4 separate regions of the Homo sapiens genome follow, and all the other regions are linked to region 1. Evidence: chromatin contacts called from ENCODE Hi-C or POLR2A ChIA-PET data. All regions are on one chromosome and are shown on one strand. Each heading gives the region's core, a stretch centred on a gene start or an enhancer-like site at or near the end of the contact. The rest is flanking DNA. Distances are from core to core; before and after follow the strand shown. Region 1 holds the start of ZNF768 (zinc finger protein 768). Region 2 holds the start of ALDOA (aldolase, fructose-bisphosphate A). Region 3 has its middle 17 kb from the start of CORO1A. Region 4 holds the start of ZNF629 (zinc finger protein 629).

Region 1 (3,614 bases), core at 540-3,039:
GGCCTGGCAGGTGGGTGCGGGCGTGGATGGCCAGCACCGAGCTCTGGCCAAAGCGCTTGCCGCACTCAGGGCACTTGAAGGGCTTCTCCCGGGCGTGGCTGCGGGCATGGGGGATAAGGGCCGACCGCTGGGAGAAGCTCTTGCCGCAGATGCCACAGCTGAAGGGCCTCTGACCGGTGTGCACCCTCTGATGGCTGCGCAGGGACGAGTTCTGGCTATAGCACTTGCCGCACTCGGTGCAGCTGTAGGGCCGCTCGTGGCTGTGGGTGCGCTGGTGTCGCAGGAGGTAGGAGCTGTCGCCGAAGGCCTTGCCACAATGTGGGCACTTGTAGGGCTTCTGGCCAGAGTGAGTGCGCTGGTGGCGAAGCAGGTAAGAGCTGTCGGCGAAGGCCTTGCCGCAACGGGGACATTTGTAGGGCCGCTCGCCAGTGTGGGTGCGCTGGTGTTTGATGAGGTCAGAGCTCTGGGAGAAGGCCTTGCTGCAGACCTCACATTTGTAGGGCTTCTCACCGGTGTGGATGCGCTGGTGCTGGATCAGGGTGGAGCCCCGCCCGAAGCTCTTCCCGCAGATGCCACAGATGTTAGGCCGAGGGCCCTGCCCACCCCTGGCCCGGCCACCCCGCCGACCTGGACCTCGAAGGGCTCCTGTGAGACCCAGGGGATTCTGAAGCATCTCAAACTGCGGTGTAGACAGCAGGGCCCCTGTGGGCATCTCAAAAGGTGGCCCTATGGGCAGGTCCCCTGTGGGCTGCTCCCCAAACCCCTGAGTGAAGGAGTCCAGGGGGTGAACTCCTACGGAGATATTCAAAGGACTCTTTTCCTCGGGGTTCAGAAGCATCTCCGCACCTTCCTGGAATTTGGAACTTTGAGCTTCAAATTCTGGGCTTTGGGTTTTGAGCTCAGTGTTCTGGGATTCATATCTAGAGCTCTCAGATTCATAGCCAGGGCTCCGGGGTTCATACCCGGGGCTCCGAGGTTCATAGCCAGGGCTTTGGGGTTCATACCTAGGGCTCTGGGATTCAAACTCAGGGCTCTGAGAATCTGATTCAGGGCTTCTGGGTGCAAACTCAGGGCTTGGGGGCACAAGCCCAGGGCTTCGGGACTCAAACCCCGGGCTTTCAGGCTCAAATCTGGGGCTTTGGGGTTCAAACTCTGGGCTTTGTGGCTCAAACCCAGGGCTCTGGGGTTCAAGCCCAAATGGTATCTCTTCGACTTCATAGTCCCCACTGCCTTCTTGCTGAGAAATTTCCTCTTCCTCATTCTCACTCATGTTGCCTGCAGGATGAGAGAATCCAGATCGTGTGAGACCTGGAAGGTCATTTGGTCCATTAGCAACCACACACCTCCCACCTCACATGCAGGGTCGCTGGCCCCTAGACAAGTGCTGAAATTCCCACGCCCCCCTCAGCTGACCCAAGACACCCCAGTCCCCGCCGGCCCCTCCTTCGAGTCCCAGGTGTCCCAGCCCCGGGCCCTCGCTCCCTCCCTGGAGCCACAGCCCCTTCTCCTGCGCGCAAGTCCACTCCTCGGACGGGCGCTCCCTCCTCACCTCTGAGGTACCCTTCGGGGCTCCTCATTTCGTCAGAACTCTGCACATCCTGGGGCTCGAGGCCCCACGGCAACGCCTCCCGCTCCATCCCCGCGGGCTCCCAGTGCAGCGGCGGCGGCGATGGCGGCCGATCCCGCGACCCGGCCTCGGTTGCCCCGAGCCGCGGGCCCCCGCCTCCCGCCCGCTCAGCGCCGCCCAGGGGACTCGGCGGCCCAGCCCGGGCCCCCGAGGCCGGACGTCTTGACCCCGCGCCTCTCCAGCGCGCCGGGCCCCTCCCCTGCCCGCGGCCCCGCCCCCTCCCAAGGTCTCGGCCTCCCCGTGGCCCTCACTGGCCCCCGCGCGTCGCGGCCTCGGGGATGAGGGGCTTCGCGACTACCCCGGCGGCCCCCGGCCCCCGCTCCCGCCCGAGCCCCCACCTTCTGGACCCCGGCCCCGGGCTGGGCTGCACTGTCCAACGGCCGCCCAGCACCCCCCCACCCTCCCCCGCACAGGAAGTGTCCGTCCGCGGCCAGGTCCCCCCGCCGGCTCGCGCCGCGGCCTCTCTAGGAGCCGCTGGAGGTGGAAACTCGTTGGCATTAACCCTGGGCTGGAGGGGCCCGGCCACGGGGTGGGTGAGGACCGGACGCCCCGGAGCCCGCGGGGCTACCGGGGCAGTGTGTGTGCCTATGTTCTAGGTCTCCGTCCCTCCAGAGGCCCGTCTGTCCATCTCCCGGGCCCCGCGTCGTCGGTGCGTGTGGCCAAGGGCGAGGCGACAAGCGAGACCAAGGTCAGCGAGAAGGAGCGACGCTTCCCGGCGCCAGCGGGGGCGGTGTCTCGCTCCCTCCCCTCCCGGGCCTCCGGGTCAGCTCCGGCAGCGCCTCGGGAACCGGGACGGACTCCCCTTGGCCTCGCCGAGGTCCTTGAGCCTGGGACCCCCTCCAGGAACTCCGCTCCCCGGCACCTGCGCGCGCCCGCTCCCGTTCCTCCGGCCCCCACCCAGCTCGGCTCCCCTGATCCTCCTCCTCCCTCCTCCCTCCTCGAGGGCTAGGATAGTTGCCAAGGAGACAGCCCCGCCCCGGCTCCCAGAGGCACAGCTTCTCCGCCCCAGGAAGCCCGGCGGTTGGCCGATGGGGCTCGTGCTCTAGCCGCCCCGCCTCCTCCAACCCCGCGGACGGCTGGGCGTTAATGGTCGCCAGGGAACGCCAGGCGCCTTCCTGATTGGCCGGGAGTGCTGTGGTCGGGTCCGCCTCCCCTGTCGGCCAGAAGCGCCTTCAGGAGGTAGTGGGAGGGAGGTGCCAGGCATCTCCCCTCCAGCCCGGCCTGTGCCATCAAAACTTTTCCCGCCCCCACTTAGCCTCCATTATGTTTTATGAAAGCCAGAAGATCTGAGGACAGACACCCTTCCTCCTCGTCAGCCTCACACCCCTTGCCTCTCCCCTCCACCTTCCCCAGCGCCTGAGTTTAACTCAATCCCTGGCAGCCTTAGTCCCTGTTGTTAGATTTCCTCACAGGGAGGCAGGATTCCTTCCAGGTGAGGGTGATACAAAGGAGAATTGGACTGAGAGAACCATCTGGCCTTCGAGGCATCTAACAACTCTCCAGTCTTGTCTGACTCGAATGGAGTCTTGCAGAGGAAGGGAACCTGAGAAACACTGCCTCGGGCGCAGCTTTGAATTGAGGAAGTGAGCCTGGACAGACAACTTAATATCATCCAGTTCTTGTCTTTTTTTTCTACGCTTCGTGCTGAAACAAGTTTGGCAGCGTTCTTGACAGTTAACGAGCCCGATGCCCCTGTGTGAGCAGGAGCCATGGATCGTGTTTTCTTGTCGCCTACCCAGACAAATGAAGGGAAGAGAATGTTTGGGAGGAAGGATGGCCTCTCCTTCCTGAAAAGAGGTGAGAACAAGAACTTGAAGAATGCCAAGTGGTAAAAAGTGGAGAGAAACTATCTAAATAAAGGCTTACAGGTGGGGCGCACTGGCTCATGTCTGTAATCCCAGCACTTTTGGGAGGCCAAGGCAGGTGGATCACGAGGTCAGGAGTTCAAGACCAGCCTGGCCAAGATGGTGAAACCCCGTCTCTACTA
Region 2 (3,614 bases), core at 359-2,858, 460 kb before region 1:
CACACAAGTGTTATAGGAGGAGTCTGGCCCTTGAGTACCGGGTACGCAGGGGTGCCTCAACCACACTCCGTCCACGGACTCTCCGTTATTTTAGGAGGTGAGTGTAGTGCCAGTATCTACTCTCCTTCTTAAAAAAAACCAGGGCTCCAGAGAATCAGAACAGCCACCATCACCGCAGGGAGTCAAGGGAGGAGGGAGATTAGAGAAGGAGCCAGGGAGGGTGGCAGGGAGGCCACGTGATCCGAGTCCCCTCACCCCTTTCCTTCCCACAGGTCCCTGGCCAAAGATTTATTTCTCTTGACAACCAAGGGCCTCCGTCTGGATTTCCAAGGAAGAATTTCCTCTGAAGCACCGGTGAGTGGGCAGGGGCTCCCTCCCCATCAATAGGGCCGACCCAAGTCTTCCTCCCCCTTCCCCCATGCCGGGCCCCACGATAGTGTGAATGTCAGGGGCTTCAGGTTTCCCTAAATATAGGTCCCTGCCAGAGGATCCGTGGCGGGAAAAGGGCAGGGGTCATTAGAGAAGATCGGGGACACATGTGGGGCGGGCAGGAGCTGCCTTATAACCAGCCCGGGAACCCCTAGCTCACTCGCTGCTGACCAGGCTCTGCCGGCTCCTTCGGCCTCGCCGCAGGTGGGCCCCTTGCAGGACCGGGCCGGGGTGGGGATGGGGTTGGGGTTGGGCCAACAGGGTCCAGATGGGGTCCAGGTGAGGAGGGGAGATTTGGACGATAGGAGCAGGGGGCTCAGCATCTGGGAGGCAGATCAGTTCGGGGACGGATTTTCTTTTGGAGAAGGAAGTCAGGCTCAAGGAAGACGTTTGGCAGGAACTGTGACCCCGCATGCCAGAGGCCGAGCAGCGGCCGGTGCATAGCCGCGCATTCTGGTTTTCTGTGGCGCAGAGGACTACCAGCCTGGCTGCGGCGGCCCGGCGGAGAGCGCGCACGCATGCGCGACCCAGCCCGGCCTGCCAGCCTGGAACTCGGATGGGGAGGTCTCGCCTCCGCGCGCCGCTAGTTCCGCCGCCTTCTCGCGCTCCCTGCGTGTCCTCTCGATGCCCTTTCCTCCGCCTCCCTTACGCCTGGGCCAGTGACAGGGTGTCGGCTCCGCGCCGATTCAGCCCGCGGGCGAGGCAGGCTAACGCACGACTGCGCGATGTGGCCCCTATGGTGACACGCGCTGCAGCCGCGAAGACCGGAAGCTGGGGCGGCCCCGGGCCGCGCGCGCTGGGCCTGGGAGGCGAAACTCAGCTTCCTTCGTTTCCGACTTTTCCATCCGCGTCCTCCACTTCCCCGTTCCGCCCTCCCCCATTGCCAACATTCTGGCTGAGTCACGGCGCCCCAGAGCGCGCCAGGCTGGGGGAAAGGAGCAGAAGGGAGGGCCCTAGCGACCCGCGGGATGTGGTCCGAGTCACGTCCGAGGGGGGTGGGGAGGGATCGTGTTCTCGGCGCCCGCCCCTTCCTAGCGCGGCCTCTGGGCTGCGCCTCTCGGGGGCGGCCCGTAGCCCAGTCCGTCGCCTGCCATTGGACGCCGCCCGCTCCTCGTAAAGGAAAAAGCTCGGCGGAGGGCGGAGTGGTGCCTTTAAAAGGCCGGGCGCCGCCTTCCGCCTGCCCGCCTCCTGCGCCGCCCCTTCCGAGGCTAAATCGGCTGCGTTCCTCTCGGAACGCGCCGCAGAAGGGGTCCTGGTGACGAGTCCCGCGTTCTCTCCTTGAATCCACTCGCCAGCCCGCCGCCCTCTGCCGCCGCACCCTGCACACCCGCCCCTCTCCTGTGCCAGGTGAGCGCCCCTCTTCACGTGCGGGGACCAGGGACCGTGGAGAGGGATCTTGGGGGCAGTGGCGGGTTGGGCGTCCGCGTGGAGGCCTCCCCCATCCCATGCCAGCGTCTCCCCACTACCAGGCACACACAGGCTCCCCGGCCCCTCCAGCCTGAGGTCCTCTAACTGCGCAATGCAGCGGCTGCGCGCGCTGAGTCATGGCGGGGGAGGAAGCCGGACGAGATGAAGGACCATTCTCCCCCTTTTCTTGCAGGGACCCCTGTGGCAAAGGATTAGGGCCCCTTAGCCCTGGCGGGGATCCTAAGAGGCAGTGAGGGGTGGGGGCCGGCCCATGTACAGCCCCAGGGTTCTCGCAAGTGGGAGCTTGGTTTCTGTCCTGGGAAACGGGGCGCCCTTCGCGAGGAGGGAAACCCCTCCGCGGTGCTTGATGCCCCCTTAACACTTTCCCTGTCTCTCCTTATCGGGCGACCTTGATTCTGAGCCCGGAACAGCTGCAGCCATGCGAAGCGACGGGAGCATTTTTCAGGGGAAGGCGCTTGCTCCTCCACGTTCTTGCCCCGTAGGAACAGTGACGATGGCAAAGCTTACCGCTTTCCTCGCCTCGGGCTAGGGCTTGTTCCGCCGCCCTTTCCTGGGCTTCTCCTTGCTCTCTTATATTTTTCCTAATGCCCCTTTCCTACCACCCGCCCCCTCCCTTGTGGGGAAAAGCCTGACCTTGGGATGTCCTTGAAGCCTTGGAGCCCGGGCCAGCCCTGGGATCTTGAGGGGATTGGAAGGAACACCCCAGTGGCAGTCAGAAGAGCTGGGTTCTAATCTCAGATCTGGCTCCGGGGTTGCTGTGTGGCTTGAAGCACAGACCTTTCCCATATCTGGGCCCTTTCCCACGAGGGTGTTGGGCCCTCTGCTTGATTCACGATCTTTACATTCTAAAATACTCCGGTTCGGTTTTGTTTTCAGGCAAGGTGACCCCATGGCAAGGCGCAAGCCAGAAGGGTCCAGCTTCAACATGACCCACCTGTCCATGGCTATGGCCTTTTCCTTTCCCCCAGTTGCCAGTGGGCAACTCCACCCTCAGCTGGGCAACACCCAGCACCAGACAGAGTTAGGAAAGGTACAGGGGCAGGCCTAGCAAAGGGAAGTTGGGCGTAAGAGAGAGCTGGGGACCAGAAGTGCCCCAGGGCCTGCTGGGTGTGGGGCAGGGGAGGTAGGGAACATTTCCCTGACCTCCAGGAGAGGGGCCCTGGTCATCGGGAGATGATGGGAAACCCTAGCTAACTAGTCCTTCCCCTCTGTTTCCTGTATCCAGGAACTTGCTACTACCAGCACCATGCCCTACCAATATCCAGCACTGACCCCGGAGCAGAAGAAGGAGCTGTCTGACATCGCTCACCGCATCGTGGCACCTGGCAAGGGCATCCTGGCTGCAGATGAGTCCACTGGTGCGGGCAGGAGACAGAATGGGTGGAGGGTGCAGGGTTGGGAGTGGCAGGCTGATCCCCTAATTCCCATGTGACACTCCCAGGGAGCATTGCCAAGCGGCTGCAGTCCATTGGCACCGAGAACACCGAGGAGAACCGGCGCTTCTACCGCCAGCTGCTGCTGACAGCTGACGACCGCGTGAACCCCTGCATTGGGGGTGTCATCCTCTTCCATGAGACACTCTACCAGAAGGCGGATGATGGGCGTCCCTTCCCCCAAGTTATCAAATCCAAGGGCGGTGTTGTGGGCATCAAGGTAAGGGGAGGGCCTCCGGACGTGAGGTTTGAGATGGAAGTGGAGGAAGGAAATCCAGGTTAGTGAGGCAGGGAATGAATGCTGGATTGGTGGCCTAGAGACTT
Region 3 (3,614 bases), core at 353-2,852, 360 kb before region 1:
CTTCTACCACATTCTATCAGTTAAGCAGTCATGGGAGCTGGGTGTGGTGGCTCATGCCTGTAATCTCAGCACTTTGGGAGGCTGAGGTGGGCGGATCGCCTGAGGTCAGGAGTTTCAGACCAGCCTGGCCAACATGGTGAAACCCCATCTCTACTAAAAATACAAAAATTAGCCAGCTGTGGTGGCGTGTGCCTGTAACCCCAGCTACTCAGGAGGCTGAGGCACGAGAATCGCTTGAACCCAAGAGGTGGAGGTTGCAGTGAGCTGAGATTGTGCCACTGCACTCCAGCCTGAGTGATGGAACAAGACTCTGTTTCAAATAAGTAAGTGAGTAAGTAAGTAAGTAAGTAAGTAAATAAATAAATAAAAGATGGATCAGAAGAAGGTGAGATGGCCTGCAGATTACTTAGGGGGTTCCTGCAATGGTAGAAGCAACTCAACTCAGGTAGTGTCGGTAGTGATGAAGAGAAAAGGGGAGATTCAAGGTCAAGACTCCTCACTCCAGGAGGCCCTCCCTGGGGTTCTAATGGGACATGCAGGTCAGAACCAGGAAACACAGAGACAGGTTTGTACCTCAGAGACAGGCTGAGAGTCATCAGAGTTTGCAATTGAAGCTGCCTATGTGGATAAGATAGTGTGGGGAGTTTGAGTGCAATAAGAAGAGATGGAGGTGCGGGACTCACGTCTGTAATCCCAGCACTTTGGGAGGCTGAGATGGGTGGGTTGCTTAGGGCCAGGAGTTTAAGACCAGCCTGGGCAACATTATGGGACCCCCCCCGCCTCTCCAAAAACCAGAAGTATTAGCCAGGCATGGTGTTGCACGCCTTTAGTCCCAGCACTTTGGGAGGCTGAGGCAGGAGGATCGCCTGAGCCCAGGACTTTGAGGCTGCAGTGAGCTGTAATTGCACCCCTGCACTCCAGCCTGGGTGACAGAACAAGACCCTGAATCTAAATAAGTAACTAAGAGGTGGAGTCCTGGGAGGACTCTGGGTGTAATGAGTAAAGCAGAGGAAGAGACACCCCACAGGGGATTGACAGAGAAAGCCATAGAGAAAGATGAGAACAAGGGGAGGGTGCGTCGTCGCATATTCGAAAGGAACATGTTCAAGGAGGAGGCATAGTCAGTAGCATTGGATGGACACCAAAACGTGTTTGCCTGATTTGATGACCAGGAAGTTACTGGTGGCCCTGCTGAGGGCAAATCTTTTTTTTTTTTTTTTTTAATGGAGTTTCGCTCTGTCACCCAGGCTGGAGTGCAATGGCTCAATCTCGGCTCACTGCAACCTCTGTCTCCCGGGTTCAAGCGATTCTCCTGCCTCAGCCTCCCCAGTAGCTGGGATTACAGGTGTGCGCCACCACACCCAGCTAATTTTTGTGTTTTTAGTAGAGATGGGGTTTCACCATGTTGGCCAGGGTGGTCTTGAACTCCTGACCTCAGGTGATCTGCCTGCCTCAGCCTCCCAAAGTGTTGGGATAACAGGCGTGAGCCACCGGGCCTGGCTGGTGAGGGCAAATATATGTGGAATGGCGAGGGCAGAAGACAGACTCAAGTAGGTGGAAAAGTAGGAAATGAGGAAGTGGAGACAGTGAGTGTCCACCACTCTCTCAAGAAACTCACATGTGAACAATAGGAGTGAAATAGGGAAGTGGTTTGAGGTTGCCAAGTTGAGAGAGGTTCCCCCTGCACACAGGAACCTGGGTGTGTTTTATATCCTGAAAAGAGAGGGTCTGCAGAGAGAGGCCTGCCAGTAGAGGAGAAAAGGGTGAAACGATGAGGTGAGATCACTGAAGAAATGGGAGGAATGTGTCCCAAGAGGGATCGGCCTTGGGCCCAATGAGAACCATTACTTTAAAAACATTTTTTTAGAGACAGGGTCTCCTTCTGTCATCCAGGCTGGAATGCAGTGGCGCAATCATAGTTCACTGAAGCCTCCAACTCCTGGGCTCAAGGGATCCTCCTGCTTCAGCCTCCCGAGTAGTTAGGACTACAGGCACATGCCATCACACGTGGCTAATATTTTATTTTATTTATTTATTTATTTATTTGAGACAGAGTTTCGCTCTTGCTGCCCAGGCTGGAGTGCAATGGTACAATCTCAGCTCATTGCAACCTCCGCCTCCCGGGTTCAAGCAATTCTCCTGCCTCAGCCTCCCAAGTAGCTGGGATTACAGGCATGCGCCACCACGCCTGGCTAATTTTTTGTATTTAGTAGAGACAGAGTTTCACCATGTTGGTCAGGCTGATATCGAACTCCTGACCTCGGGTGATCCGCCCGCCTTGGCCTCCCAAAGTGCTGGGATTACAGGCATTAGCCACCGTGTCCAGCCCATATTTTATATTTTGTAGAAATGGAGTCTCACTATGTTGTTCAGGCTTGTCTCAATCTCCTGGCCTCAAATGATCCTCCTGCCTTGGCCTCCAGAAGTGCTGGGATTTCAGGCATGAGCCACTGTGCCCGGGCAGGAGTGCTTTCAGAATGTGAGTCAGTGCTGACCCTGCAGGTAGATGGAAGATCAGGGCCACATGAGGAGGTGCCAGGCTACCAGAGCAACCTCTTGCCAATGAAACTGTTACTTCTTTACCTGGAGACTTGTGGGGGCTCCGTGCTACTCACTGGAGAAAACTCCTTGAGAAGGCTCTGTTTGAGGTCCCCCATGCTCTGCCCCTATGGACCTTCCCAGCATTCTGACCTTTCCTCTCACCCCAAGCATCTGAGGCCCCAGCCTTGGGGGACAGCTCTCCATTCCCTAAAACGTCATGATCTTTTCCTGCCTTCATCTGAATGGCTCTTCTCCCTCCTGCCTCTCTTCTTTGCTTGGCAGACTCCTATTCAATACCTAGTTCAGGCCAGGAGCAGTGGCTCACGCCTGTAATCCCAGCACTCTGGGAGGTGAGGCAGGCGGATCACCTGAGGTCAGGAGTTTGAGACCAGCCTGGGCAGTATAGCAAGACCCCATCTCTAAAAAAATAGAAAAATTAGACAGGTGTGGTGGCTTGCACCTGGAATCCCAACACTTTGGGGTGCCCAGGCGGGCGGATCACCTGAGGTCCGGAGTTCGAGACCAGCCTGGCCAACATGGTGAAACCTGTCTCTACAAAAAATAGAAAAATTAGACAGGTGTGGTGGCTCACACCTGGAGTCCCAGCACTTTGAGAGGCCGAGGCATGCAGATCACTCTGAGGTCAGGAGTTCAAGACCAGCTCAGCCAACATGGCAAAACCCCATCTCTACTAAAAATACAAAAATTAGCTGGGCATGGTGGCAGGCACCTATAATCCCAGCTACTCTGGAGGTGGAGGCAGGAGAATTGCTTGAACCTGCGGGGAGGAGGTTGCAGTGAGCCGAGATCGTGCCACTGCACTCCAGACTGGGCGAAACAGCAAAACTCCATATCAAAATAAAGAAATCATGTCTGCTATGGCAGACCCACAGTCAGCTGCAGCTCTGAGCCAACTGCAGGATGAAGAACCATTGCCTAATTGGAAAGTGTCAGCATCCCAGAATTCAAAAAAGAAATCTGATGAGGCTTTTCCTGCTTGATATATTATATGGAGAATTTAGATCTTATGTTGGTTTGCACAAGTTCCCTGCAGAAAAAAAAATTGCTCTGTG
Region 4 (3,614 bases), core at 711-3,210, 260 kb after region 1:
CCTCCCACAGCCTGGTGAGGAGACCCAGGAATCAGGCTGTCCATTTTACAGATTAGTACATCAATGCCTGGGGAAACCTCTCCAAGGTCAAGGCTGGGAAGTGGCAGAGCTAAGATGATAAAAGCAGGGCTCCATATCTGGCTCACCCCTGTCTCTGAGAGCACGAGGTGACCTTGGGAGTCATGTGAGACTCATGCTCATGGGAGGCTGGCAGGAGACAGGTGATGAGGACAGCTCATGGGGAGCCTGCTGGCAGTGAGAATAGGCTGGAGAAATTCCTGGGACCCAGAGGTTTCCCAGGCTAGAAAAGGAGGAGTTGGACCCAGGGACTAGGCCTGCTGGTCTGCACCCATGAGCTGGAACCATACTCCCCACCAAAGCCCTCCTATCCCCACTCCTGCCCGGACCCTCCTTCTACTCCTTTTGTCCTGCTTTCTTGAGGCTGTTTCCCAAGCCTAGCCTGGCACTGAATAGGTGCTCCAGAAACTTTGTTGAATGAATGAATGAGTGAGATGTCCCTAGCCCCTGGAACACCTGTTTGGTCTAATGCCTTTAAAGATCAGTTTGCAAGGGGATGGCAGCAAAGGAGCAGGAGTTCCAAGTGGCCCCCTGGTAAAATAAATAAATAAATAAATAAATAAATAAATAAAAACAGCCAGCTGTCACTCCAAAAATGGTGAGATGAGTTCAGGATGAGGGAATGGGGCCACAGGAACAAAGCGCTTGAAGGAGGTCCCACACCATTTACACCCTGCAGAGAATCCCTGGGTGGGGCCTGGAAACTTTGGATGGCTGTGTGAGGTGGGCGCTGTGTGCACAGGGGCAGTGGGGCAAGGGAGACATGGCAGGAGGCGCTGAGAGGTGACCAAGGTGAAGCAAGACTGGCTGCACCCTGCCAAAGAGCGGTAGGAGAGACAGAAGTTAGCGTTTAGGAAGTAAATTAATTTCTTCATCTCTGCAGCTACTTAAGCTCCGAGAATCCCCCCTCCCCGCCTGTAAGTGTCTTTGGGGTGGTGGAAGCGGAGACCTCTGCCACACTGGGGGCTGCCTGATGTCCGGTCCGGGAAGGATGCCCTGCTGTGTTTGCTCGGGACAGGTAAGAGTTTGTGGACCTCGATGGTCTCCAAAAAATTCTCCCCTAGTGGTCCAGAGTAGGAGGGAAAGGGTTAATGACAGGGCCGACACAGAGCATGGACGTGGGAAGACCGAGGGAGGCCGAGGCGCTGGGAGCCCAGGCGCCAGGCACGCCAGCCTGAGACCTCGCGATGGCCCCACTGCAGAGGGAGGGAATGAGGAGCCGCCTCCCGAGAGATGTGGGGAACGGCCCAGGGTGACCCTGACATGGAGGCGGCGGGAATGCGGCCGCCCGGCCCGGCCCCCCCACCGCTTGGCTCCGGACTTCTGCTCCCCCGGAGCCGCGACCCCCGTCCCGCTGCTGATACAGAGCCTGGGCATCCGCCCCTGCCCCGGCCCCCGGGGTCCCGGCTCCTTCCAGCACTGCCAGGCTCCTCCAGGGCTGCGCTGGCAGCGCTGGTCCCCGGCCCCGGCCGATCCCTCTTCCCAGAATCCCCAGGCTCCCCTCCCCCGCCACCGACCCCCGCGCTTCCCAGAATCCTCGGCCCTCCGCGCCCCCCGCCCGCCCCCACCCCGGCCACAGCCCCGGGCGCGGGTGGGGGGCTCAGGCCCGGGCTCCCGGCCCCCGCCTCCCGGGCCCCATTGTTCCCCGGCGGCCGTCCCGGGCACTCCAGGCCACCCCCCGGGAACCCAGGCGTCCCCAACTCACGGCTCTGGGGTCTGGGAAAAGCCGGAAGGCGGAATCCAGCCCCAGGGGACTTAACCCCTTCAGTGCCCTGCCTCGGGGGACGGACTGGGCGCCGAGGACTCTGGGGTCCTTCTCAAGGGGTGATTCCAGGCTGAGGACCCGGGGACCAGTTCAGGGTGACTGGGACGGAGCAGGAAGTGACCCCAGCTTCCCGGGCCCCTCTAGCCTGGAGTCAGAGCATCAGCTCTATGGGATTTAACCCTTTGCCTCCCGCAGCCTGGGGAAAAAAGGGGACAGCGGTGGGAGCAGGGAGGAGGCTGGGACGACGCCCCTGTCCCCGTCTCCAGTGGGAGCAGGCAGCGTGGGCATCTGGGAGAGCCCCGATGCCCGCGAGGGTCCCTGGGCTTCTGGCCGCTCTTCATTTCGCAGGGGCTCCGCCGGCCGCGCCCGGAAAGCCCTATCTCAGATTTGGCGGCTGCTGATCCCCTGAGGCCAGTCTTTGTTTGGACTAACCCTGGGATGGGGCTGGGGTGGGAGCAGGGGCTGGCAGAGCAGACCTGAGAGGGAACACCCTACGCACTAAACATGGCCTTAATGCTTGATGGAAGTCATGGCTGCAGGAGTTGGGACTGCAGGAACAAGCACAGCCGGGAAGGATTTGCAATAGCCTGTGTTCCAGCCCCTCTTCTCCAAACACCTCCCCTCAGAGGAGGAAACTGAGGCTCACGGTGGCAGGAAAGAAGCCAGTGGGGGTTCCCTGGCCAAGGAGGGAGAACCTCTTTTCTCATAGCTCAGAGGGCACCCGGCTCACAGCAGAAGAAACCTTTAAAAACCCAGGAACACTGGTGGCCTCTCAACGTCCAAGTTATCTATGCTCGCAATTTTTACAGCCTTTCTTTCTTGTCTTCCTTATCACAGTCCCATGGGATAAGGTTGCCCATCATCCCCATTTCACCGGGGAGGAAACCAAGGTGTGAGAAGCGACTGGTGTACTTAAGGCCACCTGATTCTTTCAGTTCAACACACTGCATTATTATTCCTGGGCACTGTGGTTAACACTGGGGTGGGCATACCTCTGAGATGCATGGAAATTGGGCTTTCTACCCTTGGGAAGTTTGGTATTGTGTATGTGTTACAAACACAGAGGAATCCTGGGAGCGTGCAGAGGGCTCTGTCCAGAGACTGAGAGGCTGGGGGGAAGAATAAACCAAAGGTCAGAAATTACTAAAGGCAGCTGGGTGCGGTGGCTCACGCCTGTAATCCCAACCCTTTGGGAGACCAAGGCAGGCGGATCACTTGAGGTCAGGAGTTTGAGACCAGCCTGGACAACATGGTGAAACCATGTCTCTACTAAAAATACAAAAATTAGCCAGGCGCAGTGGCTCATGCCTATAATCCCAGCACTTTGTGAGGCCGAGGCAGGCAGATCGCTTGAGCCCGGGAGGCAGAGGTTGCAATAAGCCAAGATTGAGCCACTGCACTGCAGCCTGGACGACAGAGTGAGATCCTGTCGCAAAAAAAAAAAAAAAAAGAAGGAGGGAGGGAGGGAGAGAAAGAGAGAAAAGGAAGGAAGGAAGGAAGGAAAAGAGAAAACAGGAAAGAGAAAAAATTGCTAAAGGCCAGGCCTGGTGGCTCATGCCTGTAATCCCAGCACTTTGGGAGGCTGAGGCAGAAGGGTAACTTGAGCCCAGGAGTTTGAAGGCTGGGCAACATAGTGAAACCCTGTCTCTACAAAAAACTTAAAAACAATTAGCTGGGCAGGGCGCGGTGGCTCATGCCTGTAATCCCAGCACTTTGGGAGGCCAAGGTGGGTGGATCACCTGAGGTCAGGAGTTCAAGACCAGCCTGACCA

What was found. A loop is a pair of places that touch in the nucleus more often than their neighbours do. ChIA-PET counts read pairs that join two places held with the same protein, here RNA polymerase II (POLR2A). Pooled maps may share reads with other maps.
Region 2: a loop to region 1 is called in a map of heart left ventricle, with 2.5 times the contacts of the local background. The contact joins the promoter of ALDOA here to the promoter of ZNF768 in region 1. A Hi-C loop is called at or near these places in 5 of 168 maps with a recorded cell type or tissue (dorsolateral prefrontal cortex, heart left ventricle, heart right ventricle and 2 more), 2 of 37 single-sample maps with no recorded cell type and 21 of 50 pooled maps. POLR2A ChIA-PET finds 5 or more read pairs at or near these places in 7 of 52 experiments (Caco-2, HEK293, K562 and 4 more).
Region 3: a loop to region 1 is called in a pooled map, with 4 times the contacts of the local background. The contact joins the enhancer-like site here to the promoter of ZNF768 in region 1. A Hi-C loop is called at or near these places in 2 of 50 pooled maps. POLR2A ChIA-PET finds 5 or more read pairs at or near these places in 4 of 52 experiments (GM10248, WTC11, activated naive CD4-positive, alpha-beta T cell and 1 more).
Region 4: a loop to region 1 is called in a pooled map, with 3 times the contacts of the local background. The contact joins the promoter of ZNF629 here to the promoter of ZNF768 in region 1. A Hi-C loop is called at or near these places in 1 of 37 single-sample maps with no recorded cell type and 4 of 50 pooled maps. POLR2A ChIA-PET finds 5 or more read pairs at or near these places in 4 of 52 experiments (A549, AG04449, activated CD8-positive, alpha-beta memory T cell and 1 more).

The regions. Positions count from the first base shown.
Region 1 is chr16:30,524,777-30,528,390 of GRCh38, forward strand. ZNF768 (zinc finger protein 768) reads right to left here and starts at 1,790. Exons shown (of 2, transcript NM_024671.4): 1 at 1,550-1,790; 2 at 1-1,275. The coding sequence starts at 1,637. RefSeq lists enhancers at 1,236-1,295, 2,876-3,175 and silencers at 1,496-1,545, 1,566-1,885, 1,976-2,805.
Region 2 is chr16:30,064,152-30,067,765 of GRCh38, forward strand. ALDOA (aldolase, fructose-bisphosphate A) reads left to right here and starts at 1,609. Exons shown (of 10, transcript NM_001243177.4): 1 at 1,609-1,776; 2 at 2,734-2,887; 3 at 3,083-3,215; 4 at 3,299-3,510. The coding sequence starts at 2,747. LOC112694756 (uncharaterized LOC112694756) reads left to right here. Exons shown (of 14, transcript NM_001365304.2): 5 at 1-97; 6 at 273-354; 7 at 3,083-3,215; 8 at 3,299-3,510. RefSeq lists an enhancer at 660-1,440 and silencers at 1,437-1,706, 1,747-1,926.
Region 3 is chr16:30,164,774-30,168,387 of GRCh38, forward strand. No RefSeq gene overlaps it. Among named protein-coding and RNA genes, the nearest start is that of CORO1A, 17 kb to the right of the region's middle. RefSeq lists an enhancer at 1,313-1,572. Within about 2 kb of position 1,603, at least 6 of the 41 ENCODE cell types and tissues checked have a DNase peak (open chromatin) inside an H3K27ac peak, as active enhancers do.
Region 4 is chr16:30,785,245-30,788,858 of GRCh38, forward strand. ZNF629 (zinc finger protein 629) reads right to left here and starts at 1,961. Exons shown (of 3, transcript NM_001080417.3): 1 at 1,784-1,961. RefSeq lists an enhancer at 1,911-2,030.